Linked DNA regions of Mus musculus: all the other regions are linked to region 7. The links are chromatin loops, found by intact Hi-C in ENCODE. Cell type or tissue: heart. All regions are shown on one strand.

The links. A loop is a pair of places that touch in the nucleus more often than their neighbours do. Peaks named below come from ENCODE experiments on the same cell type or tissue, not always from the same donor. Only the 100,000 strongest peaks of a DNase experiment are listed, where the experiment ranks them.
Region 1: a loop joins it to region 7, with 4 times the contacts of the local background. A loop is called at or near these places in 19 of 42 quality-filtered maps.
Region 2: a loop joins it to region 7, with 2.9 times the contacts of the local background. A loop is called at or near these places in 5 of 42 quality-filtered maps.
Region 3: it touches region 7 in a loop (7-fold over the local background); 19 of 42 quality-filtered maps call a loop at or near these places.
Region 4: a loop joins it to region 7, with 3 times the contacts of the local background. A loop is called at or near these places in 8 of 42 quality-filtered maps.
Region 5: a loop joins it to region 7, with 2.2 times the contacts of the local background. A loop is called at or near these places in 5 of 42 quality-filtered maps.
Region 6: a loop joins it to region 7, with 4 times the contacts of the local background. A loop is called at or near these places in 2 of 42 quality-filtered maps.

The regions. Positions count from the first base shown.
Region 1 is chr1:61,930,967-61,934,966 of GRCm38, reverse strand. The region is part of intron 2 of Pard3b (par-3 family cell polarity regulator beta); the gene reads right to left. Among named protein-coding and RNA genes, the nearest start is that of Pard3bos1, 68 kb to the right of the region's middle. In heart, no CTCF peak of the experiment used is centred here; no DNase peak of the experiment used is centred here.
Region 2 is chr1:62,180,127-62,184,126 of GRCm38, reverse strand. The region is part of intron 10 of Pard3b (par-3 family cell polarity regulator beta); the gene reads right to left. Among named protein-coding and RNA genes, the nearest start is that of Pard3bos2, 46 kb to the right of the region's middle. In heart, no CTCF peak of the experiment used is centred here; a DNase peak (open chromatin) is centred at 2,296; H3K27ac peaks cover 703 bases.
Region 3 is chr1:61,922,784-61,926,783 of GRCm38, reverse strand. All of the region lies in intron 2 of Pard3b (par-3 family cell polarity regulator beta), which reads right to left. Among named protein-coding and RNA genes, the nearest start is that of Pard3bos1, 60 kb to the right of the region's middle. In heart, a CTCF peak has its summit at 1,620 (motif pointing right); no DNase peak of the experiment used is centred here.
Region 4 is chr1:62,410,617-62,414,616 of GRCm38, reverse strand. The region is part of intron 18 of Pard3b (par-3 family cell polarity regulator beta); the gene reads right to left. Among named protein-coding and RNA genes, the nearest start is that of Gm34881, 110 kb to the left of the region's middle. In heart, no CTCF peak of the experiment used is centred here; no DNase peak of the experiment used is centred here.
Region 5 is chr1:62,173,007-62,177,006 of GRCm38, reverse strand. All of the region lies in intron 10 of Pard3b (par-3 family cell polarity regulator beta), which reads right to left. Among named protein-coding and RNA genes, the nearest start is that of Pard3bos2, 39 kb to the right of the region's middle. In heart, no CTCF peak of the experiment used is centred here; no DNase peak of the experiment used is centred here.
Region 6 is chr1:62,242,490-62,246,489 of GRCm38, reverse strand. All of the region lies in intron 15 of Pard3b (par-3 family cell polarity regulator beta), which reads right to left. Among named protein-coding and RNA genes, the nearest start is that of Pard3bos2, 110 kb to the right of the region's middle. In heart, no CTCF peak of the experiment used is centred here; a DNase peak (open chromatin) is centred at 1,709.
Region 7 is chr1:62,699,676-62,703,675 of GRCm38, reverse strand. It overlaps Nrp2 (neuropilin 2), which reads right to left and starts at 359. Exons shown (of 17, transcript NM_001077404.1): 1 at 1-359. In heart, a CTCF peak has its summit at 2,432 (motif pointing right); DNase peaks (open chromatin) are centred at 325 and 2,425; H3K4me3 peaks cover 1,192 bases; H3K27ac peaks cover 981 bases; H3K27me3 peaks cover 345 bases.

The sequences.
Region 1 (4,000 bases), 770 kb after region 7:
CAGCCACAGAGCTTGCTAAACTCCACTGGTATGTGAAACTACAGTCCTGGCATAGTTAGTGCTTCACAGCTTTCTAACTTTAAAATCAGAAACAGATGAAACCAATTAGATACATAGTCGATGCTGTAATATGTCCTATAAAAGAATAACCAGATCCGCCAAACTTTCTAGTCTCCGTGTCCTTTATGGAGCTCAATGTGAAGTTTCAAAAGTCCAGTTGTGCCTTGTTCTCCTTGAGCACAGGAATGATTTTAAATCTGCTACAATTCCCAACAATATCTGGGCCTTAGGTCTAACTCTGCCTCTCCTGGAACACTCAACAGTCAGAGACAAAGCACCGGAGCTCATTCACAGCTGCAGTACAAGAATGCCATCACCAATAATGACTATCTCAGTGAAGCCCCAACTTGCTAACAGTGACTATTTTCTTATTTTTAAAATATAAACAATAAATCCTACCTCATGGGGCTTTCATGAGGATGGAACAAACATAGGCCAAGACCAGAATAAATAGTGTTCAATTCTTTCTGAGAAAATAAATCTGTTTCCACATATACATAGCCCTATTACTTAAGAAAAATGTATGTGTTTCAAAAAGGAAGTCTCCTTTTCTATTTATAATACTACAACTTCATTGAGGAAAGTCTGTATATTTTAAATAACATTCCTCTGATGCTTACAATGTCCTCATTCTTCCAGAAAGAACTCAAATTATTAAACTTTCACTTCACATTTCCTTAGTAAGGTGTGTGTGTGTTTCACTCGTTTCAACAGTTGCATCTCAAAAGCAGTTATGATCTATTAATACTTTTCACCTCATTGGTTCTCTCATTAGCAATAATCTCATTTGCAATGGTTTTCTAGGATTAAGTGGACTTTCAAATGCCTTCAATCTGCAACTGACTATGGCAAGACCTCACTTAAAAACTTTTTGAAACTAACACTTATGATTGTCCATATGTATGAGAACATGAGAGCTCTGATAACACATACACTGTGTAATGTTCAAATCGGGAGAGGCATATCCATAGCCTCAAACAGTTGCCATTTCTTTCCTCTGAAACTTAAAAAAAAATCCTCTCATATATTTTTTGAAATATACTAACATTTTTACATCTGGAATCCTCCCACCAAAAAGCCCATGTGTTAAAAGCTCAGCACCAGCTTCGCACTGAGAGTGGAAACTAAGAGATGAGACATAGCAGGAAGCCTTATGCAAATGTGTCCTTGAAGGAGCTTTAGAACTAGGCCTCTCCCTTCCCTCTTTATTTACTTGTGGGTTGATCTGAGGTGAGCAGTTTTGCTCCACCTCAGGCTCTCAAGTTGAACTTTCCCTCTATTTACATTGACTATCTCAGATATTTTGTTACAGTAACACACACACACACACACACACACACACATTACTTATGATTCCCACATTGTTAAAAACAAGATCAGAACAAACTTCTATTTTTCAAGCCTTAGGATGGAAGACTTAGTGATTATCTTGTTTTCCCAAAGGAAATGCAGTTCATCTATATGAATGCAGAACATGAATTGCTGTCCATATGGAAACATCAAGGGACAAAATAGGTCTTGACAGTATTTTGAAAGATACACAGTTATGGATAAGGGGCTCTGTTGGTGAGGAAGATGAGAAGGAGTAGACAGAGATGGTGGTGATGAGATACTCTTCAGTAGTTATTAGATCTCAGCCACAGGTAAGATTTGCAATCTTCTCAAATACTTCCTTGGTAAGGGCTTAAACTAAAATGAAGCAGAGATTACATACAGGGCTGGCTCCACAGATCCTCTTTACATATGAAAACAAAAAGAGACATTAAAGTTAGCTATATAGTTCTCAGTTGATACTGGATTTAAACCCATTTTCCTGCTGGTTACAAAACACTATGTTTTGTTACCAATATAATAAAGGTTCCAATGACAAGGGATGCCCAGCAGCCCCCTTGGAAACTTATTGTCACCAGCATTTCCAGAGACAGTGAGAAAAATCTATGAATTTTTATTTTTTGATGATTATAAACAAATTGGAGAAACTGATAAGATGCTTTCTAAACTTGGACATGGGGTCTTTATAAGAGCATGGGAGTTCATTATGCATATGGGAAGATTTAAAGCAATGTTTTTCTAGTAAGGAGTAGTAGATTGGAACAAAAATCTCCAAAATTCTACCTTAACATCCAACGCATTCCCACTGGTACTTTACCACAGTCTTAACTTTCTGTTTCCATTGTAGCAGTTCAGAACAGTGGAGATTCACAACTTCTTCCCTTCCCTCAAAAGCTTCTAAGTCAGTGCAAAAGGCATGATTCTGCATTCAGAATTATTCATGTTTACTTCAATAAGGGCTAGCAGCTTCTAAAACAAATCAGTGATTTTGAAAAGTTCCCCAGGCAGGGCCTCCAGTTTGGAACCTGTCAGATCAGTCTGCCCCCTTCTACAGAAACAGTTCCTGGCATGCCAGCCCTCCTATGTGAAGATGGAGGGAGGGAGGTATACTGAGAGGCAGTCTACAGAAACAGGTTTGTAGGCAGCTATTTGCCAAAAACCTAACAATACTTGTGATAATGCATTCTACTGACATTTCACCATTTTCCAATCATTCTGAATATTAGAAGGATTACAGCAGGTTTATCTGATTCTTTTCCTCATGGAAGGTACTATCTAGAAAAGATATTTAAAGAAACACAACACTAAACTAGACAACAATAACTGCACATAAAATAACTCAAACACTGACAGGTGATGGAGAAGTCTCATTGGAGATATATGTCCAGGAAGAAGAGGATAGAGCAAAAGTGTCATTTAAAGCTTTGAGAGAGGAAAAGCAACAGGAATAACTAAGGATGCCCTGGAACCTCAGCTCTCCTAATCCAGTGATGAATGCATGCATTGGCAATCCATTCTTCCCTTCCCTTCCCTTCCCTTCCCTTCCCTTCCCTTCCCAGAGGCAAGGCCTTTGTGTACAATACACACAGTCCCAGAGTTTCTTTCATTCATCTTGCCTGGAAGCCACTGGGAATTTCTCTTTTCAAAGAAACCTTCACAGGGACAACAAGCCACTGTCTAGCAAGTCTATAAAGTCCAACACCTTGCCTCATTTCACAGATTAGGGCACACATGTTAAAGCAACTGATTTCCTCAACCACTGGAGATAACAATGGTGGGTGTGGTGAGCTAAATAGAATATAGGAAAAAAAGAAAGTTTAAATATTGCTCAATGTGCAATCTTGTCAATGTATCAACAAAATTATGTATAGAATATAAGACCATCTGTGAAGAAAAAGCTGCCAAATTAAAATTTATCAACTTATAGATGTTGAGGTGCTAATCTGTTCCACAAATACACAAACAGATAGATATGCACATATGGAATGACCAACCAAACAAAAGTGCTCGCCATATTGGCAAGCTTAAAATAATAATAATAGAAAATTTTCAATTAAGTAGCTAAAAGTTAACGTTCAAAGTCATATTTTCCTGTAATACATATGTGTCTGTGTTTAAGTATGAAGTAGACATCAATTGTTTTAAATTATGTTTTAAGATGAAAAAAGTGTTATAGAAACATCCTAACCTTATACCACAGGTGATCCCAACGAGTTTCTTTAGAAGGCTTCTCCAACGTTCTCCTTAATAAAACATTGAATCAAGATGCAAAGAAACATACATCAGCCAAAACACTGCAGCATGTTTGTTCTAATATAATCACAGGATGTTGGCTCCACTCCTAGATAATTATTGCATTAGTTAGCCAGGGCTCCCTGTAGGGATATGCAATTTTTTAAAGTAGTTAGACCAGATATCCTGTCCATGGGAAAGTCATTTGTGTGCAACCCCATGTCAGCTGCATCTTTCTGGGTGATAACAACCCTCTGGCACACTCAGCTAATATTCAAACTGCCTATGTACTTGACCACCATCTTCCTGCCCTCACTTTCTATACACATGATACACACATACAACATATATAATCTCACATGTCATATGTAATACA
Region 2 (4,000 bases), 520 kb after region 7:
ATGTCACTGTGAGCTAAGGACCGAGATTGTATTTGAATTCATTTAGTATCTGGGAGGGCATGCATCTAATACATATTTGTTGTGGGATTACTTCATCAATATTGTTGACATTTCTCTGCCACACTGCCCCTTAGAAATAATGGTATCAAAGGGCACAGAATGTGACAGCCATATCTTGTATCTTATCTATAAAAACAGCTCTTTTAACATTTCTAAACTGAACTTTCTGGCATGTCTTTTAGAATAGAAATCATTCACATGTTGCAAATACCTTCTCTTGTGTTGTACAGGAGATTGTCTCTAACTAAAATACATGTGCTCCCCTCACTGAATTTTGAGAACTGACTACACTGAGACCCACCAAAGCCCATCTCAACTGCTGTCTCTCTGTGGTTAAATGGTCACCTAAGTTGTTCGAGTACTTTATATGTAACTAGAGTATAGCACTAATCACACACATCTAATCTTCATACAAATCTTTGAGGATAGGAACTGTCACAAGGACCACTTATGTTTATCCCACTAATATCTATCAAATACATGTCTGAGGACAAGCAGAGGGAATATAACAGATACTGTTGCTGACAGATACTCCTTGGTTTCTTTTTCTATATACCAAGCTACATTTTGTTTAAAAAAAAAAAAAAAAAACCTTTTAAAAAGTATGTTAATTAACTTCCAGCACTGAAATTAAAACCATTTGAGAGGCTGGTAGTCTATTTGTACAGGAATTTCTATTAACACTGTCCTCTTGGCCAGTTGGTATCTTGAAATGTTAGTAATGTTTTTGGGATGTCTGCAGCAGATGGAGTGACTGCCCTTCCCTGTTGCTATAATAATGCTTAGCATAATGACTGCTTACTCTTTGATGCCAAGAAAGGGCTGATCTATGCAAGGAAACGGTCTGTAGAAGTTTCCAAGAGAGTGACACATTTCTTTTTCTTTATCTGATTGATCACAGCCACACCTATGTTTTGATATGGGATGAAACAAATCTGCTATTCATATCTACACTACTGTGACAATTGATATCATTTGGCAACCACCCTCCTTAAATTAAGCCCATAAAAGTAATTTTAAAAAATTTTTATACTTAAACATAACTATATCTACATCAACACCTTGCTAGTTGATTTTAAAAGTTTGAATTCGGCCAGTGAACATTCCCTGTAAATAAAACTGAAAAACAAACAAAAAGTTGCTTTGACATATTTATTTTTACCTACTGGAGCACCTGCTTGGACGTAAGAACTAAATCAACATTCTTTATATGTTCAGTCTCTCCCGGGGCCTTGTCATTTAAACCATTAGTCACAGGTACAGATAGTCCAGAACACTTTTTATAGTTATAGAGCTTGAAAGAAGGACCTGAATCATTATTCAAACATGTTACAGATTAAAATAAAACAGGGAAGGGAGAACCCTGATGGGTTGTTTTCTTGCTAAGGTTTACCCTTGATCCCCAGCCTCTTTGTCCTAGGTGCTGGGTCCCAGAATTTTAGCAATCTCAAAAGGAGGGCAGTTGCTAAATGAATATGAGTGACATGGAAAGACTCCAATCTCATAGTAGTGCATATAAAGTACTGAGTACTGAAAGTAATGGATGTTTACGTGCCTCCTCAGTTTTTTTCTTATAAGTGGGAGGAGAAAAAACTTACACACTAAAAATATGGAATAAAATAAATCTGAGAGGTATATCCAAAGAGTAATTTATACATTATTTAGTAATTTGCTGTACTGTGAGACATTCCATATTTACATATATAAATATAGGTGCATATGATACACATACACATATCTAAGCTGTCATTTAATATTACACAACTGCATACATATTCAGGCCTTAACTTCCTAAGGAAGCCCTCCTGTGCTTCAACACTGCACATGAGCAAAACTCACATACTAGAATAATCTCCCCCATTCTCCTGAAAAGAAACAGAAAGGAAAACTTAAAATAAATGATCTTCCTTTTATTTTCTTCATTCTTTGAACAGTGGTAATTAACATTTATTCAATACTGCGCTCAATCATCTGTCTCCCCTGGGACAGCACTTTCAATTAAACCTCTTATTTCACCCAAGAACGCCTGTTCTCATTGACCACAGCACTTCTGATTCCCGGATTTATGATAATCGAATGCACATCTCCTCTGGAGGAGAATGGCCTTATGCATCCCGATTGTTCTCAGCCCAGCAGTGAAGTGAAAAACAAACTCATTCCACCCGGAAGCCAGGAAGGAAGCTGCATTTGTTTAACACAGCGAGGGGCCTTTCACTACCTGCCCAATGACCTTGACCAACTCTCTGCCCTGGCCTCTCCATGTGCTGGCTGCCCCCTGCCTGGCTGGGAGTTCCAGATAAGAGAGGCCAACTCCCCTGAGAGCCATTGAGAGCTGAGAGAAGAAGCAACACAATCTTTGGGTTATATTTCAAAGGTTTAAGAAGGAAAAGAGTCATTTACATGTGAGAGTGATTCTTTTCTTCAAGGAACTCCACAGGTTAAAGAGAAGACTCTTTCGTGGTGGGAGTGAAGGCTGGCATTTGAGCTTCAGCCTAGCCACTAGGGAGAGGTGGCTTTTTGTCTTTATTTTCCTCTCAACCAGGATAAACAGTACTTGGTGTCTGTTGCAGGAGTGCACAAATAATAGTGACATGTTATTAACTTTGCCAGTGTGAAAAATTACTTATTTATTTACAATCACACTCTGTTATGCAGCTGGAGACAAGGCTCGATCTAGAGTCCTTGCATTCTCCGTGACATAGCGAGTAAGTCACGGTTATGTAGAGCAAGCCTGCACCCACAAATCAACAGCCTTCATCTTTGTTTAATTTCTTTGCATGCCTACACAGCACATAAAATTATCCAGTTAATAATTGCATTAATATTTATTTATATAATTTATTTACAGCTTGTCTAGTATGAAGAGGAGCTGAGGGGTCCTGTATTTATGATTACACCGAAAATATCTGCCATATCCTCAACAGGTCACAAGAGCTGAACACACACAATGTTCTAATAGAACAATCCAGAAAACAGCTTTTGAGTATTAAAGATGACTTAAACCTTAATGAAGAATATTTATAATCTAGGCATTTTCTTTATGTGAGAAGGCAACAAGCTTTAAACAATTGGTGGCTGTGGACATGGCGTGGTGATTTTTCATTAGAAACCACACTGAAAACTTAGTTTTCTTGCAACTTGAAGAATCCTTTTTCTTCAAAAGAAGTAATAGTAAATTTTATATGGACTACAGGACTCTATTGTACTTTAAATATACCTGACAATATGAAATAATTTACATTCTAATAAAGGAATTGTCCTGAATAATATCTAGGGAAATTCACCAACATTCTTGCTCAGAAAAGAAGGAAAACAAAACAAAAAAAAGGACCACCTGTGTTTGCACACTGGCTGTGGAAATGAAGCTCTTTATGGTGGCCATGGAGGCTGTGACATCAGGGGAGGACCAAAGGAGGGGCTCCCTCTGCACCTATTACTATGGCAACTAGTGCTGTCATGGCAGAAGGTCAAAGACATAGCCATGAGAAAGATAACTGCTGGCAATTTGCTAGCTCTCCACTTACTTAGGAGCTAGCAGTCTGTGGGTCAAATGCTCCCTCGGCATGCTGAAGTGTGAAAGAAAAACACAGGCGGCGGAGGATTCCTGCTGCCCATTCATATCTACAGATCATTCATAATTCAGGTCCTGTCTGAACTGAGTGTAGGCCAAGATATCATGCATAGAAATTCAAAGAGTAGTGTTCAGAAGGAGGAAGGATCTCAGGAGACCATATACTTCAAACTCCTTTTATAGATAAGAAAGTTCATTTTGCTTGTTTATTGTCATATCACTTTTATTTAACAATGTTAGTATTATTTGCTTATAATTAATGGATACAATTGGACTCTTATGACTTCATCCCAGTTCAGAGTGCTATTGTCTCAAAGAGTAAATATCAAAGGTTGGAGAAATGGGATATATATGTGTCTTTAGGGACAG
Region 3 (4,000 bases), 780 kb after region 7:
TCTAAATGGATCAAGAATTTCTCTGTGAATCAAACTTCCCCAAGAGACCATTGAGAAGGCAACACCAGGAGGAGATGTGCCCTCTTGAAGCCCAGTGCACACACAGACAAAGTCAATACAGAAGACATAACATTCTGCAACATTTAAAAAAGTATGACTGGGAACAGAGGATAATGGTTATTGGGACTAAGGCTCCTGCTTGAGGCAAACAGTAATGTACAGATAGGGTCACACTGCTTAATGATTTAAAGTGGATCTGGAATAAACCAGCTGCTTATGAATGGATTACGAGGGCTGGAGAAATGGCTCACTGGGCTGGAGAAATGGCTCACTGGGTTAAGGCACGAGCTGCCTAAACCTGGTAATCTGAGTTTGAGCTCCAGGCCCAATGTGGTGGAAGGAGACAACCAACTCCAACAATTTGTCTTCTTTCATGACCACACACATACACACACAAGCAAGTAAATAAATAAGTAAACAAACAAATAAATAATTGGAATTTTGAAAGAGGAAAGAGAAAAGCACTGCGTATAGGTAGGAAGGTATTCTGAAGAGTGAAGAGTGAATAGAAACACAGATCCAAGAGTCAGATGGGAATCCCGTTTCTCCTTTTACTAGCTGCATGATCTCAAACCAGGGGCCCTGGCTCTCTGAGCCCATTTCCTTGTCTGCTAAAATGGGTCTAACAGCTTGTAACTGCATTTTATTGCTGCAAGGATGGAATGGCATCCAAGTGTTCTATAGGGAAAAAGTCAAAGCATGAAGCCTAGTAAAATTGTGTGTGAAGGAGGAGCAGGGCAGCTTCAGCAAGAGCTGGACCCTGAAGCGTGTCAGTTTGTGGATACATGCTCCTTATCCGTGCTTCATCCACTCGGTCTTCTGAGTGCAAGATCCCTGTTTATCCAGTACATAATTACAAGATTCCTATAAAGTGAGCACAATGACCTCATCAAAGTCAGCACATGACCTTCACCGGCTGTCCCAACAGCTAGTACACAGGGTGACATCAGTCTGGGCATATTCCACAGGATTCTAACGCATGGAAAGACAAAGGACCAAAGCTGTACAGCTGGCTCAGTACAGAGCTGGGGAGGGAAGCAAAACAACCATCCACAAAAACAATAACAGCATTTCCTCTCATTGTGATACATTTCCACATTGTTAGATATATGTTCTATACTATATTATGGATCTAATCATACCTACCTGTAATAATCTATACGTATAAAATTTTGCAGGTGAATGTGAAATAATTTCCATGTGTTCCTTTTTGATCACTTGCTGTGTTATCAAGATGTCTGAGATTACTTTTAGAAGAAGAAGAAAAAGAGAACAAAAATAACTACACTTCTAATAACAAAAATATTTAACCTGGTTTGAAGTCAACACTGTTTTCTGGTTTTGTTGTGGTCTGGGGAATTTTTATTTTCATTTCTTTTTTGAGCAGCTCCCAAACAAATGATAATTACAAAACTGCAATTATCTGTCCATTTTAATGACTGTGTTAAAAGTCCACACTCTCTTGAAAAGGAAAGGGCAAGAAGGCTTTCCAGTGGCATTTGTCTCCTAACACCACAAGAAGGCATTGTATGCATTTACAGAAGATCTTGTAGCTCCATCTAGCTCCAGCAGACGGAACTTGGGGAATATAGAATTACACCCTACAGAGAGAATAGAACAGAGGAGGGAAATCGGGACAGGCCAACAAGAAACTACACAAGAACCAAGTTTGTGAGTGCAGGGAATTTGTCAATTAACACTGATTAAAAAGAATACTCATTAGTTAATTGACAGTTGATTTTTTCTAAATAAAGAAGTCAGTCCTGTCATCATTCCTTGCCTTTTAGCATCTCATTTTTTAAAAATAGGACCCATAATGTGAGGCGGGATCCAAACTGAACATTTTCTTCCCACTGAAATGTTCTTCCTCCTCACACATTTAAGCACTGAGTTCTGCCTAGAGCTCCAGAAAACCAAGAAGTACCTTCTTAAAGTGAAAGTGATGGATGAAGCAGGAGCTGTTGCAGAAATACCCCATGGTTGGTGTTTTTTGATTTGAACGTAGCTTGTTTTACATTGTTTATAGCCTACAGTAAATCAAACAGAACAGCTTACAAATTGCTCCAAAGGGGTGTAATTTAAAATATAATTACAAATTCATGAAAAACCTATAAATATATCTTTAATCTGAAAATACAAAAATAAACAGTAAAATACTAAGTGATTAGTTAGGAAAATAACTATGGGCCTAAAATTAAGATACAGAGGAAGTATATACACTTGCAAGAGAGAACTTTTTCAAGTCAATTCCCATCAGATTCTGTATCAGCACATTAAGCGGGGATTTACAGCTGATAGTGTGAAATGAAATGACAACGTAATTCCTGTGTTTTGTTACAATGTCTGCAAACATTTTTAAATGTTTTAATAGTAGAAAGCTAATCTTCCATTTCTCTAAATGTCATTTGATGTTGTAAAGATCAAAACAAACCCCCATAATCCCTGTAGCCAAAACAAATGGGTATTTAATTCAGTTTAACTAGATTCCGGTTAAATATTAAGGAGCATTGTGTCCACATCCTTCCTTCCTTTGAGACAGTCATTTTGAACTTCACTTTCCTCAACTGGCGTGCAGTTGCACATTGCTTTCATAGAGCACAGGAGCATGCCGCCTGTTTTGTTGTTCTTGAAAATGCTTCAACTTAACGATTAATCTCCAAGATTTAGCAAATGACTCCAACCAGGATGGTTCTGGCTTGAAATCCCTACACTGAGCACTACCCTCATATGTGGGACAGAATTAAGACCACATACCTCCTGGCTTAATGAGAGGATCAAAAGTCTAGTTCTAGGCTAGATCTTCCCAGACTGTCAGCCCCTCCCTGTCCTGCTATGTCAAAGCCTACTGGGCAAGCTCTGTAGAAGCCTCCAGGAGAACCCTGAGAAGCATTCAGATGAATTAAGCAGCAGCATCTTTTACCTTCAGCTAGGGATACTCTGAGTTATAGTTACAGTAAGAGGTATTTTGGTAGTTATCCAGTTAATTGTCATGCTTTACACTTTATTTGGCCTGGAGCCTGACAATATACTTAACTTCCTTGCTTCCCAAAGTAAGAGGGCTTTCTCTGCCACCCCAGGCAAGGTGCTCATTTGAGGAGACTTGCAAGTGAGAACAAGGAAAAGAGAGAGAAAGAGAAATGACAAAATGCCACCAACAGAAAACAGAAGCTGTGTTCTAACAGCATGGCCAGGAAATTGTAGGAAGAGTTGGAGGGGTGAGGTCGAGGGCCCGGCACCCCACTCTCATCTGAGCTGTAGTCTTATCAGTATGTGTCCTGATAAACAATGGCAAATAGAACAGAAAAAGGGACAAAGGGAGACTGATCATTTATAGCCCTCATGAAAACAGGAACATATCCTGGTGTTTATATTGAAAATATCACACATACACACACACATACTCTCTCTCTCTCTCTCTCTCTCTCTCTGTCACACACACACACACACACACACACACACACACACACACACACACACAAACACACCTTTACATATCCCACATACTTGTATAGAAGGGAGGGACTAGAAAGTTTAGGGTAAGAATAAGATTCAATGCCTACATATGTTTGCTTTTTCTCACTATTTTCAGACTTTTTTGATCCTAGGGAAGAAAAATGTTAGTCATCCCCATGCTCACTCCAGTGCTACATAACTGGATAAAAGAATCAGAGCCAATATCAGCAAACTCCCTGCATTAAAAAGAAGACCTCATACTGCATCAAAGAAGTTATCAGACTATTTTGTTGTCTTATGTTTTTAGACACTCCTAAATATATATATATATTTATATATATATATATTAGTTTTAATAGCTGCCTGGTTCAGCTTGATTTATTTTATTTTATTTTTTATTAATTTAGGTATTTTCTTCATTTACATTTCCAATGCTACCCCAAAAGTCCCCCAAACCCTCCCTCCCACCCCCCCCCCCACTATCACT
Region 4 (4,000 bases), 290 kb after region 7:
ATGAAGTTCAACTATACCAAATGTGTATCAACTGATGGACAAATACTAACTGTAGGTAGTGGAATATTTACCAATAAGATGGAGTGAGATACTGATACATAATGATATACATATATACATATATTACTTTTTTGTTGTTGTTTTTGTTTTTCAAGACAGGGTTTCTCTGTGTAGCTCTGGCTATCCTGGAACCCACTCTGTAGACCAGGCTGGCCTTGAACTCAGAAATCTGCCTGCCTCTGCCTCCCAAGTGCTGGGATTAAAGGCGTGTGCCACCACTGCCCAGCTATATATTACTTATATATACATGCATATATCTATTATATATTATATAATATGTATATATTACATATATGTGCATGTATATATCTATTATATATTACTACACACGCACATACACATATATTACTGATAAACCATGAATGGACCTTGAAACAATGTGTTAAGTAAAATAAATCATAAAAGACAAATGCTATGTAATTGTAGGTATGTGAGATGTACAGAATAGGTATTTATATAGATGTAAAAAGTAGATTAGTTATCATTTGGGGATGAGAAGAGAATCAGAGAAATGAAGAATAACTAAGGGGTCCTTGATTTCTTTAGGTAATGATGATGGGGATGGTTGCATTACTGCAAACATGTGTAAGAAGAGGTGCTGTTTCCCTAACTGGTTCTTGATTTTGTCAATAAAGAAGCTGGAAGCCAATTGCTGGGTAAAAGGGTAAAGGTGGGACTTCCGGGTCCCAGGAAGAAGGGAGGAGACTCAGGAAAAGAGGAGGTCTTTTGGCCAGGCTTTGGGATGGGAGGCATGCAACAACCATGTAAGATCTTGGGTGGCAGATGGCTGAACTAGGCTAACTGATAAAGTTAGGGCAGGAGATTTCAGTGCCCAGTGGTTGTGCGACCTGGTTAGTTTTAAAATAATAAGGCTGTCTAGTGTTTTCCTTCCACGGAGCCAAGGTGGGCAGGAGAAGGAGAGAAGATGGGTCGGTTGATGGTGGCTTGGCAAAGCTAGCTGGGAGGAAGAGGGTAGCTGGTGGAGCATGGACAGCAAGCAACTCCTGGCTTCCCAGGGTTGGGGGTTGGTTTCGATAGATTGGAGCTAACCCGGGAGCACGGGCCACAGTTCCAGTCAAAGGAGGAAGTATGCTATTAAAACTACATGCGGCACATGTGAACATCATGGATGCATATACCTTGTCGCGTGAACTATATAAAAGAGCTCCTGATTACATCTTAGCAATGTGCCCCACCCATAGAAAGTTAAGCATTTGAGAAAATGACCACCAGGATCACCAAGGGAAAGAAGCCAAAGGCTGGGGCTTAGACCAGAGGCTAATTTCTCCAGATGCTCATTGCAGAGTGGACAAGCATGCACACAGGCCAGGAAAATCTCCGTTCTCTGATGTTAATTTCCTAATCTTGTATTGCACAACCAAGAGTCAGGAGACATAAACACTGAGGTCAGTGCACTGGGGCTCTGTATATTAAGTTTAAAACTCGGCAGAGTCTTTCTACCATTGTGTTTAGCGAATTCAGTGCCCTTGTATAGAATATGTTTCCATACTTCTATGTATGTAGATAGTGCTGAGGATTCAACTCAGGAGTAGAATTCATGCTTGCCATACATCAGGCTCTGGGTTCAATCCCTAGAACTGGTTACAAACAAAACAAAAATGTGCCACACTGAGGTGAATGCTGACTCTTGATGACTTCACTGCTATTTCCAAAGGATTATATGTTAGACCACTTAGAGCAGCATATTCATTTCTCGAAAAGCTGAGCTGCAAGAACAATTGGACAAATTCCTGTTCTCTGTGAGGACTTCGTTCTAACGGTGAAGGCCTCTGATCTGTGACTAGGAATATTGTGGACTAACAGGTGTGGTGCTACCGAGCAGTGGTTGCTGACTTGAAAGGTGTCCTCACTGCCCCTATTAGAGGCACCGCGGTTGAAGTGACATACATAAGAAATATGGACCGCAGACCACCCACAGCCAGAAGCAACAAAGAGCAAACCACACACAGGCATAATTATTTTTTAAGTGGCTGGCGCCCACACCCAACACAAACATCACCTTACCACTCACTCCAGCAGCAGACTTCAGTAAGTAACTGGGATGACACTTGAAGCATTCTTTCTCATAAAGTTAAAAGTGCCACGGTCATCTGTCTGTACTTTTAGAAATTCCTAAGCAACAGCTTAAATTCAGCTCTCAAGTTGCAGGTTCTCCTCCTCAATCTAGCAGCAATTCTCAGTAGGTGAAGGGAGAACAACAGGATGAGCTGTTTCCTCCTGGCACCCCTGCTTCCTGGAGGTGAGCTATACACACAGGGAGAACCACTGCTGCCTTCACCCTGGCCGCCCCTGCTCTGTCCAGCTGCTCTTCCTGTCCTCCAGAATGGCACCCATTTCCTGTGCTGGTCCAGGGCGTGTGTTCACCAAATGGCAACATAGAGAAAGAGTGTCTAACTGTCTGAAAATGTCACTGTAGTTGTTCACTGCAAAGGACTCTGCTATCCTCTTTGATTACACCCGTACCCCTGCCCAGGTCTGTTAGCACACTCATGAGCTCTTCTTCGGGTGACAGTGGCTGCAGTAGAGGGGAAGTTGGATTCCTCATGCTATTACTTGGTGGGACTTGCTTCCTGGTAGTGACCTCTCATTTTAAACAAAATTGATTAGTCTGGGAGCTGCTCTTCTAGAAAATGGCTTGTGACTGTTGTAGGCATCGCACATCATTAAGACAGATAAAGAGCAGGGGAAAATGACTAAGGATCTTCCGCCCTTTTCTCTCAGGGGACCCTTCCCTTGTTTGCAAGGGTCCCCGTGTCACTCTGAAAGCATTTCCTTGGGGCATTGAAGAAAAGATGTTCTTGGGAGCAGGCCAGGAGGTAGTGGCTCTAGGGACAAAATCTCCAGGAGGGACCCCAGGCCAAGGAGAGAAATGTGGTGTGATCTGTTGAGAGCTAATGACTGCAGCTCAACCATTACTTGTTTTTGTTTTGTAGCCTTCAATTAATTGGCAGAATAAGCCTGCCCATTGTGTACAGTCTGGAGATTTGCCGAATGCAGACGTTGTAGGTTGCTTATATCTAGCTAATTAGCAGAGTTACCATTTTTGTGGTAATGGGGACTTAATGTGTACCCTGCCAGAGTTCTTCAAGTATGCAGTAGGTCATCAAGAACTACAGTCACCATGGTGCACACAACCTCTGACCTTAGTACTGTACCATTGTGACATGCATCCCCTGACCAGCACTGCACCACCTCTTCATAATCACCATGTGGAACTCCTTTTTGTTTTTTTTATGACATTAGTGTTTCAGTGTGACCATGAGTGATGTCACATGGCATTTGTTTTCTGTGCTTGACTTAGTTCACTCAGAATATCCTCTGTGAGCATTCACGTGGCTATAAATAACAGAATTAGGGCTTCATTGTATAAATATTACATTTCTCTTTCTGTTTGTTGAATGACCTTCAGATTCATCCCATTTCTTGTTTTTTTGTGGCTAGTACTATAATAAAAATGGGCAGGAATACCACTGATATAATAATGTTATTTTTTTTTAGCTATGTACATGTCTCCCTGTTTATTTTTAAAACACATCTTTTGTCTTATACTAGGCCACTTTATTAGCAATGTGCTAATTTAACAGAAGAGTTTTGTCAGTTAGTATGTGCTAGATTATGCACAAGGTATGGAGGATAGCAAAAGTTAGGTCTCTAAAGAGCTTGTTGTTATTCACGGAGAAAGTTTAACAAATGAATATGTGTTGGGATTGTCTGCAATGGAGGATGTAGAAGTACTCAGACCTTAATGAACAAGCAGAAGAATCCTTCCCAGGAAAGAGGAGAATGGAGAATATGATCTGGGTGCTGAAAAGCGAGAAGAAAAAAGTTTTCTTCTGCCTATTTTAAGGGATAGTTCTATGTTCAAGGAGGAAAGTCCACCACTGGAGAATAAACAGAATGTGGGGACTCAGAGATCACC
Region 5 (4,000 bases), 530 kb after region 7:
ATCTCCAACAAAAGCAGCCTTGTGGTAAAAGGCACTAAGCATTTACATTCTGACACCTGGAAGCCGCAGGCTCAGGTACACTGACCAGCACTCCCGCATTCTGTTTCAATGAGGCTTTCCCAGAACATTTATCATCATCAATTTTAGCAAACCTAGATTTTGCTGACAGGGTCTAGAAACATTCTTTCAGGTGTAAGCGCTTCCCAGAGAGTAGCAAATGACTATTAATCCCTTAGCCTCCTGGTGGTTGAGCTCTTCAAAAGGCTGGCAGAGATGAACCCCAGAGTGGAGTCAAAATAGGTACAACATTTATCTCTTCAAAAGGAGATCTTACTTAAAAATTGTTCTGATAGTCTGGTAAAGGGGGTGTGTGTGTTTGAGGGTGGGTGGGTTTGGACCCAGCCTGAAGTAGCTGTAGCACATGGGCAGTCAGATAAAACTGTATCCTCAAGTGAACTTCTAGGGGAAATCTTCAACATACCATCTGTGGTGGTTTGAATAGGTCAAACATGGCCCCACAGACATGTGTTTGGCCCATGGAGAGTGACACTATTAGGGGGTATGGCCTTGTTGGAATAGATGTGGCCTTACTGGAGGAAATGTGTCACTGTGGAGGCAGGCTTTGACATTTTATGTATGTTCAAACCATGCCCAGTGACACAGTCTTCTTCTATTCTTGGCTCATCCAGCACCACGTCTGACTGCATGCTACCATGCTTCCTGCCAAAGTGATAATGGACTGAACTTCTGAACGGTAAGCCAGCCCCAAATTAAATATTTCAATTTATAAGTGTTTCCTTGGTCATAATGTCTCTTCACAGCAATGAAACCATTACTAAGACACCATAATTGGGCATGTATATGATTAAACATCAGATGCATTATGGGAAGGGAGAGATACGGTAACAGAATAACCTAACCTACCAATCAAAACAGAGAACCATTCTCACCACACCCTTTAGTGATCAAAACTCCTCTTTCTCTTGAACTGCACAACAGGAAGTGCTGTAACTGGGGGTCTTTTAGTATTTGCGCTTCTGTGGTTCCTGCTGCCCTGAAATGCAATCTGACCTTTTCTACTGCTTCGCTTTAAATAAATAAATAAATAAATAAATAAAAATCATTGTTACTTTTGTAAATCTCTGTGGGTTTTTTTATCCCAATTTCTTGAATAAGAAAGCAAGAACCTGGCAACATCTGACTCTGACTACTGTTAACAGAATAGCAGTGGAATATGGTGGCTACACAGGGACAATGGGAAGTTCCTTACTTTGTAGCATCTGATGAAGCAGACAGAGAAAGAGGGAGAATTAAGCAGAACAAGCAGATGCCAAAAACCCCACAGTCTCCAAAACACTTCCCTCCGGCTGTGTCTAAGTCTACAAGTTACAAGGTGGCATGTAACAAATTCTGAGCACAATCCAATTGAGTGTGGAAATTTAAACACACAATCGAGTTGGGCTTGAAGTCAAGTACAATTGAGTTTGCCTAAATGGATCAGGTGTAATTGAGTTGGGTAACTGGATTGCACTAACCACTGGCCCTTTGCCAGAATGAGGGGCTCCTGGCCAAAAAGGCACAACTCAATTGGGCTTGGAATTTTCACAGAAATTTTTTTTAGAGAACTTGAAATTGGTCACAGAATACAGAAGTAGGATCTGGAATTTGGCTGTTGAAGCTTACCAGCTCCAGCCACTGGGTTCTCCTAACCACTTCAGTTCTTTGTTCTTACCACAAATCTATTTTCCAACCATTCTGCAAGTTGAGTAAACACTGACATCATCAGAAGGGTGTGTTGAACAAAGCTCTGTGTCCAGTCTCTGAAGTCTGACTCAGCAGGTCTGAAAGAGCAACATCTGCAGGTCTGCCAAGTCCCTGAGTGATTACCAGTACCCCAGGCCCCTGAGACCACTCTTGGGAACCAATGTTCTAACAAACTTACTGCTGTTATTATTAAAGCATTTAGAAATACTTTCACATTATCTCTAACATTTCCAAATATACTTATTGTCATGTCTTCATGATTTTACAACTGGATTGTATCTTTATAACCTATGTATCTTTATAACCTATGGAGAAAGTTATGTACATTCAAAATAGCTGCCCAACTCACACCGTGCCATGCTATTGCTGCTGTAGTTTCTGAATCTTTCTGTTCAAAACATGAGATTGCTGTGTATGTTTTGATTTGTTTTAAAAGTGTCCATCACAGATAAGATGTGATCTGTACACTGGAAACATGAACAGGTTTAGTAATAGATGACATTTATTCATACAGTGAACTGTGGTAGAGTCACAGGACACACCAACAGGTGTGAGCACTATTTGGCACCCAGAGCATGTTAGCAGCTGTGCTTGGGTCGTTCTTCCATCAATCCTACAAGCTACATGGTGTTTTGATCCTCACTTGACAAATGTGGAAACACAGGTACCAAACGTTGAGTATGAGTACAAAGCAGGACTTTGCATCTAGTTCATAAGACTCTTAAATGTGAATTTTAATGGCCATTTCTCTATAATTCTCAAAGTCTGATGGAGAAATGCACCTTTACAGGAGGTTCTTAGTAAGCATTCCAACATCTCTTTTCCCTTTCTAAATTATCCCAAAGGACACTACTTCTCATACTTAGCCCCATGCTCAAGAAACTGTCCTGTTGGGCTGTCTAAAAGCTGTTGATGGATTTGATACTTCCCAGTCTTTGAGGGAATGATGGCAGGATGCCCTTCTGTTGTCTTGCTTTGCATTTTGAAATCCTGTACATTCATCAAGACCCATCTCAAATACTCTCATACTCATAAAGTTCTTCTCGATCTAGAACATTCCTGGAATCCTATAATACTTGATTTGTATCATTTGTTTCACTGGTAACTCTTCTTTATGGACTAGAAAGTCCTTGAAGATAGCATTGACTCAGTTCTGGAGTTCATATCGCAGAGACTGGATAGGATTTCCCCGGTATTGCCAGTAGAACACTATGCCTCCCAAGCAAGGGCCTTCCAAATGCTAAGCTCCCTCAGTGAGTTACACATACACAAAAACAGGAAAGGAAGAGGGAGACCTAGAAAGAAGGGATTTGGTAGGAGCTTGAAGAGGAAAAGAGAGGACAATGAAGGGAATTTGATGAGAGATCATTATATATGTATGAATTTATAAAAAAAAATCCAATTTAAAACAGCCAACACGTATTAGCTGAACAGAAATGTAGTAAGAAGGAATGGAAATTTTGCAGAAAGCTCAAGTGGAAACAGCCACCCTGCACTCCATCTTAAATCATTTAGAGATTTTTATTTTGAGAATCTATAGAGTACAGCAGTGTATGATTTTTCATAATAATTTAACTGCTAATCCAAACTCTTAAACTTTGATTTACTGTAAAATTATTTTGAAATTATCCTTCAATTTCTGTTACTTATTCACAAACAGCCTCTATAATATTCTTTCTTCCTTAAGTACCTTGGTTAATTAAGCATGGGATCGTTTGAATCAAATAGCCAAGGGGAATAAAATAATGTATCAGTTAAATGAGGTTCATCTAAGATTTCATACCAAAATTCTTCCATGATTTATGATGTTAAGTAATTTGACATTTGAAGGTGCTGTTATTTTTTCCCATTTAATAACAAGCTAAGCCTGGGGGCCTTGGAGCCACATCTCGTTTGCTGCGATGAGGTCACAGGCACAGGTAGCTGTGGTAGAATTGAAACCCTAAGCCAAACCACAGTTGAAGGCACCTCCACCTATATGCATTCTATTTGTGCTTCACAAGAGCAATCCTCCTAAGTGAAGGTCAAATCAGCATGACAAACATGGCTACGGTTTTGGTTCTCAATCATGCAGTGTGGGAGAAACTTGCTTGAAATACAGTTAATCCCACTTGCACAGGCCAGCATTTAATAGCAGCCAAATGTGGCAGGTAGAAATTATAAACACATTTGAAATTTTCTCAGCTCGTTTTACCCACCAGGGTTGCTGTGATTTTCAGGATAATTTAAAGACAAG
Region 6 (4,000 bases), 460 kb after region 7:
TTCTTGGCTCATGGGAACTCAACTATCTAATGATTATACCTCTTCTTGCTAAGGTTTTTTATTTTTGTTTTGTTTTGTTTGTTTTAGATAAATAAGAAGCTCCAAGCACAGAGTCTTAAGTGACTTGCTATTTAACTTCCTTAGGATGATAATGAACAACTAATTGGTATGTTTCAGGAACGAATATCAAATGCTATACCTACACCTCAGAATATAACTTGACCCATTGATCTCACTCAGAAAACAAACAAACATATTCAAGGCCAATATCACATATAATACTTCCATGACTTGTCCACTTATAAATTCTATCAAGGAAAAGAGGCCCGGGTTATTTCATAGATCCTCTGCAGATTGTCAATAGCCACTACTCTTGATGAATTCTAGTAATCTAGGATAGCTGGTTTATAATCGTGGTCCACTTAGAGCACAAGAATAACAATTCTTTTTACTTCCACATTCAGCAGCCCTACTTTTCCAGCTGGAGCACCGTCCTTCTGTATACGAATAAATAAATAAATAAATAAATAAATAAATATCGTCCTTCTGTATACGAATAAATAAATAAATAAATAAATATCGTCCTTCTGTATATAAATAAATAAATAAATAAATAAATAAATCACAGGAACTGTCTCTGCTCTCCACCCCTTATCTGTTAGGAAACTTAAACAGTGGGCCATCATACTCTTTCCTAGATTACACAAAAAGTTCCTTTGGAAGCCATCCCTTAACTCCTGGGCATTCCTTTCCTGTTACAGTTTAGTATAGCAACAGCTGCCATATCTCCCATCACATACTGGCTCCTGGGGTTTAAGTAGCATGGTAAATAGTTGGTATTCAGTAAGCGTTTGTTCATCAGTGGCTCGATACCTCTGTAATTGTCTAGTTCTGCCTTGATAAGGCATAAATCTGGTTCACCTAGTATTCCTTCCTATTCACTTGCTTAACTAATTGAGAATGTGAGTAAACACCATCTTTTGAGATTACCATTAATTTCTATTTACCAACTAGATTTGTTTGTTATTTTAACATTAGACTTGGTGCTAAAATAGGAAGAGTTGATTGAGCTTTTATCATCTTCAAAGGAATTATTTATTGACTATAATAATAAAGAAAACCTACAGGACTAATTTTACATTAAAACAGGTCAATATATGACATATCAATAAACTAGTATAAAATCAGAATGGATAATTTTTATAATGCTTCTGTATGCAGTCTTTAGAGTATTTGGCATATTCTATGTACAAAAATAAAAACATGAGAAATATCATTACAAAAATAACATTAAAAACAAAGGAGAAAAGTGGGATTAACTTACTTATATCATTCCCATCTTTGATCTCCTATGAGACATGCCAATTTCTAAGCGGACTAACCCAAACCTACAAAAGAGTTCTATTCAAAGTACTTCTCTAACATTTGCCTTTAGAGGAACAGAAAATCAAGTTGTGTATAGTTTACAACAACTGTGTTCTACAGACATTCCCTAAATTTAAAAAATAGACGCTACTAACAAAGAACAAAACTGCTGACTAGCAGATCGTCAAAGACAGTCAGTTTATCCCCACCCACCCCCTGAGTTTACAGAGAGTTATGCAAGACACATGCAGTCTGCAAAAGGAGACGAGGAAATATGTGATATTAACAACGTCCATTGTCAGAAAACTTCCTACAATTTCATCTGGCCGCCTCGTGCAGGACTGTAGTCTCATTTCCTCCCATTGAACAGAGGCCGACATCTGCTCAGGCCTCCTCAGCTGCACTGCCCTTAGCCCTCTCTCCCTGTGTCACAGACACTGTCTGAAGCAGGAGTGGGAGCCCGAATGGAAGCAGGACACAAAATTCTTTTTTAAAAAATCTTGTGAGAAGCATCATTTTAAACTTGATTTGAATGGGGCTATAGATTAGGTCAACAAAGGGGCCAAAATTCTGAAGTACTATCCCTTAAATAATTGAGACTAATTCTTAAACACTATTATGGGGTCATAAAACACCAAGCCTGGAAATTAAAGATTTTTATGCCTCATCAAAAAGTCTTTGAATGTAGTTCGCTGGCATCCTGCCAATAAGGGCAGCTCTTTGGGGGGTGGGGGGAAGCCCTATGCCAAAGGCCAAAAAGGCAGCTGTGTTATTCAGCTTCCGAGGGCTTCCAACTCAACACCCACACAAGCTCAATTATGAACAAATTAAAGGGATCCAGACGGAACATAGTAATTCGGGTAATTTAAATAAATAGAGGAAAGTCTGCAATTAGTAGAGAAAGATTGATTTTCTGGAAAACCCCAAAGTATCTACACAGTCCCTTAAATTGTACCCCAGCCATTGAATAAGTATAGTTGCAGCCAATTGCTTAAAAATAAATTTCTTAAACATCATTGCTCTGTCTTAAACATGGCCACATGCATGTTCCAAAGATATCTACTAAATATTGAAACAAAAATAGCCTTCCCAAATCTAGACTGGTTCTACGAAATTAAGAATACCAAGTAAAACTACTGTCAGTTTTTGCATCATGCTTTACAGTGTGGCCACACTGAAACCCTTCTGGAGAAATTCCATATGTAAAACTATAGTTAACCAAATGAACTTTACAAGTTCAGAGAAAACAATTATTCAAAAAGAATCAGAGATTAATTGTGTACAAGTTACTTAATTAGCTTGCTTTTAGTTTATTAACAAAGAAAAATATATACTGTCACTCTGTATAGATCCCTACAAACCCCTTAATAAAATTCAATACCTGTTCTTGATTTAGAGAATAAAGGGACTAGTGAAAAAAGTTTAGGAAACTAGGACTATCATGAAGCTATTTTAACCTGATAAAGTGGTTGTCTCAGGAACCCACAAATACCATTTATACACATGCATACACCCCTACCCCCCTCACTCATACAATGAGGAAACATTCCTATTAAATCTTTAAACTCATTTTGATTATTTGATTCTAATGTTCATGAGAGAGTCAATGCATTCGAAGAAACAAAGTAATTTAACTTTGAAAGAAAATCTAGTTTTCTACTTAAAAAGATGAATCAGAAGAAAATTATCCTATAAGTAACTAAAATTCCTAGTACTGGCATGACAATTTGAGCAGGGCAGATTTATATGTCAATGAACCAGCATGTCTGTAAACCCATCCGTGTGTAAATGTGAAGGAGTCTACTATCTAATGAGGCTACATTCCAAATTAATAGTAAAGGTTAAATAATATATTAAGTTTTTAATCTTTCTTTAGAAATATTCATATACTATGAATAAAAATATATTATTAATCGTTTACATAAAAGCCACCTGAAGAAAATAAATGAGATAAATAGGACACCAAGAACCAGAACCAAACCAAACCAAACCAAAGGAAGACAAGATGGTTTATATGGCAATGAATCTAAACTGTTTGTACTTGTGTTTCTGTGTGCATACATGTTGCAGGGAGGGTGCCTGGGCACATCTCTGTGAATGAGTCAGACACTGACCACAGAGGCAATCTCAATCACTTTCCACATTAGATTTGAGACAGAGTCTCCCACTGTAGCTGGATGTCTCTTATTGTCTGGACTAGCTGTCCGGCGAGCTCCTCTAGGCCTTCTTGTGTGCCTTCCCAATTCCAGAATTACAAAGCATACTCACTTCTGATGCTTTTAAGGTGGGTACTAGGGCTCTAGGCTCAGGTCCTCATGGTTTTACAGTGCATGCCTTATTAAATGAGTACTTGTATCAGTCCTATCAAGCCATGCTTTACAGTAAACAACACCAAGATCAAAGGGAAAATGCAAGAAACAATTTACAACACTAAAATATACTATTCTTTAAAAAAAAAAAAAAGGAACAAATGACATCCTGGTAAAGGACAAATAAAGTAATTCAAATAGGAAGATACAAATGGGCCAAAAGAATGCTACATAAAATAAAACCCTTAGTTAAGTTCAAGTCCCATTTAAATGGAAGAGAAAACCACAGTGTAAATCAAGAGAGTCGTTCATTCTGTGCTATGCAG
Region 7 (4,000 bases):
GGCTCTTGTCCTTTCTGGGTTCCCCTAAGCTGGAGCCTCCCCCGGCGGTTACACCCGCTTGGCCAGTCTCTGGAGGGGAGTGCGAGGCAGGAAGCTGCTGCGGCCGGTGCTGCTGGTGTTGCTGCGGGTGCGGCGGCTGGGATCGCCCGCGAGTGTGCGAGCGGCTCTCCGAGTTCGCTGGCGCCCGCCCTCACCTCCACCTCGCCCAGCGCCCGGCCGAGTGTCTGTGCTTCAGAGGATGTGCCGGGGGCGGGCTGCAGGCTGGTGCCTTGCTCGCCTCCTCTGCCTCCCCTCCGGCTCCCCCCTCGCCTTTTCAGGCCGAGCAGCATGTGGATGTCAGAGCCGCGGCAGAGCGATCCGATTACGCGCCCGCTCAGGGCCCGCCCCTTCTGTGTTCCTGATTAAAGAGGCAGCCGCGGAGACGCGCGGCGCAGAGCCGAGGACCGCGGCACCCAGCTCGGGCGGGGCGGCGGTGGCTCGCAGCCCCGCGGCCGCGCGATCAAAGTTAAGGTGCCACGCAACCCTGCCGCCCCTCTCCCAGTCCGCACCTCCCTCCCGCCCCACGCACCTTCGTGCGGGGCTGCGGGTGTGTCACACCCGGAGCAAGGAGCGCCCTCCCTTCAGGGCGCGCTGCCTCTGCCGGAGGGAAACTCCGCGGAGCCCGGGAAATTCTTGTTTCCCCTAAATTCCGAGACTCAGATGCTACACACTCAGAATCCAACACAATGCCACCTGCAATGGCGTTACAGAAGGAGTTGGGTGGCGGACCGCGTTTGGCGTAGGGAGCCAGTCCGCGGCTCAGCTCTGTGTTCCCAGAGGCAGCAAAGCGTGGCGGCGACACACACAGTCAGCCTTTAGCCTTCTCTGAACCAAACCTCAAATACTTCTTGGGCTTACTTCTCAGATCCTTTGTTGTGTCCCAAACAGGATCCTCTGCGGTCTGGGTTAGGATTTACTTCAACATGTGCCCTTAACTTGTAACTATCTGTAAACGAGGGACGATTTTATTGAATAAAGAATTTCTCCGGGCAATTAAATTCCCCACCCCCACCCCTGGCCACCCAATACACCTTCAAGCTTCCAACATAGTATAGGTACAGGGAGGCCTCTTGGACTGCTACTGTAACTACTTCTGTTCATGTTTCCCCAAGGTATTGTGGTCACAATGTTGACAGAAAGAAAATAGCATTGTGTTACCTATTTTTAAGTGGAGACATGAAAACTGTTTCAAGGCGCTATAAGCTAACAGTTGGAGAAAACACTTGCATCTTTGTTTCTGAGGGTGGCTGGGTGATCCCCAACTGTCATATTCACCAGGCACCCTTGCTTTACCATGATCAAGATCCAACAGAGCACACCTGGCAACCTTTTCAGTCCCCTTCCTAGCAGTCTGAAGATTAGGAAACATAAAGTTTGGGTGAGAAGGGACATGAACATCTGACTATACCATTTTTCCCCCTTAGCGTGGACTTATGGGTTCTTCTGGGTGGTTTCTCTCCTTATCTGGACTTGCCATTAGCGTTGTTTATCACAGCCAGTGTTTGAAAAAAAAAATCTGTAACTCTCACTTAACTGTTATTTACATGGAGATAAACACAAACAAAATTGAATCAGAAGTGATTTGCAACTAGTTAAATGAGGGATTTTCCAGTGGAAGTCCAGAGCCTGAATACCACATGGTTAATCTTAACTGCCTGGCTGCAAAGGGCTGGAGTTAGAGGCCCTCTGAGTTCTTCCAGAGAGCAACACATACACACACACACACACACACACACACACACACGTGCACACGCATGCACCACTCAAATACTCATAGGGGCTAATTTTGATTTCCTTTATCCTTTCTTTCCCTTCCCTGGGTTCTTCGATGAAGGAAGAGGGGAAGCCTGGAGTTTGGACCTTAAGTTCAAATCCTGGCTTGTGTTGTTGGCAAAACACTAATCCAAGAACAAACAACGCTATCTGTACTAACAGTGCCTGCAAGGAAAGAGTTACTTAGTGTCACAACCCCACTGCTCTCCAGGCATAGAAAACCATTCCTACTTAGACTAGAGATGCACACAGCAGCTTTCTGAGAACATGACAAAGGGCAGAGAGATGACTGGGGAGAGAGAAAGAAACCCAAAGCCCATTGGGAAGCCATAGGATGACAACCCCGAACTGCTGGGCTTGGGACCTCAGACTTGAGGGTTCCCATCTAGCTGCTTCCAAGGTTCTCCTTCGTTCTGGGAAAAGTCAGTAAGATTCAGCGTTCTGTCCCTGGATCCTGCTTCTGCCCATATGGATCTTCGTTTTCTCAGAGGTGTTCTAAAGGGGGCGCTAACTTGCTTCCTGGAAGCCTCTGTGCCTCTGCATGCAAGACTTGACTGCAGTCCACTGGAGTGAAGGCTTCCTGTTCTGCAGATGGCCAGAGGGAGGGAGAACCCCTGGGGAGTCAAACTGGTCAGAGCTTTTCCAATCCTCTAGGGGGCAGCACTCAATAAATAATGCCCATGCCACCAAAGGCCTCTACATCCGTGCTGGGAAGCTCCTGCCTTTTCAAAGGACTTCAGCAGACCAGGGGAAATTCAAAATCAGGCTACTGAATCTTCCAGCCTGCTCTGAACAATAGCGGAACTGGCCCCCAAACAGCTCGTAGTGAAGTGAGGACTCCTGAAATTACCTCTCATTCAGCTGGGATGCTCACATCACCATCCTTAATTATGAATTAATAATAATAATAATAATAATAATAATAATAATAATAATAATAGGTGGTCCTTAGGTGGGGAGGAGTGGGTTAGGAGAACATAGAGCAAGTTTCCAGATGACACTAAAAGGAAACTGTCCTCAGACACTTCCTGTGGAAAGTCAGGATATCCTGAGCTATACAGTCCCAAACTTTAAGGGCATTAGAATCATGGGGGGTGGGGAGGTGTTAAAAGTCCATCTCTTGGGTCACCAGCCTCCTGTGGGTAGAATTCCATAATCTGAGATGACTTCTGGGTATCTGTACTTTTTCCTACACATGTTTTAGATGATTTTTGACTCATAGGCCAATTGAACAATAATTCTGATATATGCTATTTACTGTACAGCCTTTGGTGCATCTCCTATTGAAGGATATTTGGAAAAGTACTCCCTTTACTCTTTCTCTGTGAACACTTTTTTTTTGGGGGGGGGGTCTGATGTTTCAGATTCCGGGAGAGCCTCACCAAGAATATATCCACAAAAGTGCCAGAATGGTGCAGCTCCTGGCTTTACTGTGTGACTTTGAGAAGCGGTGGGCCTAAGAACCTATTTGGAAACCACCTCAAAGATGATCTGGGGTAGCAAGGAGAGTTGGAGCAACATGGTCAGAGGGCCAGTTATTGGAGTTTGTGGAGCTGGATTCAGCCCCCCCCCCCCAGCCCCCATACAAGCATCACTGGTTGCTGCTAGCAGCTTCTTCAGGTATGCCTTTCCATTTGTGTTCATCAAATTGGATTAAGTGTTCATAGATGCGTGACTATGCAGGGGGCATGGAAACCAGACAGGCACTGGGGTTCTGCCTCCTGGGAACACAGGATCTCAAAGCTCCAGAAGTTTTCATGCTTCCACAATAGACACCACCTGTCACATGCTGTTCCCTTATCGGAGCCCTCGCTTCAACAAGCTCTCACCCTGAAAGGGAGAGATAGAGGCATAATTACATCTTAATCTGTAATTTACGGCTCTGTCCCAGTTAATGTTTAGCTGCATCTGTCTCAGAAGCAAACCTTTGGTTAAAATGTAATAGATCCTCATTTTGTATTCTCTCTCTTGTTTGATGTTGAAGTCCAGGTTCTGATCAATAGGAGTCCCCCATACCCCCACCCCCAACATACTTTGAAAATACTTATTTTTTTCCTTAACATACTTGAACACCACTTAATTGTTTCTTTTTTTTTTTGGTATTGTATTTAGTGGGTTCCCAGAATCCTTGCAGATTCTCATGGAAATCTTTTCCATTTCAAATTGTGTGTATGTATGTCTCAGCCTT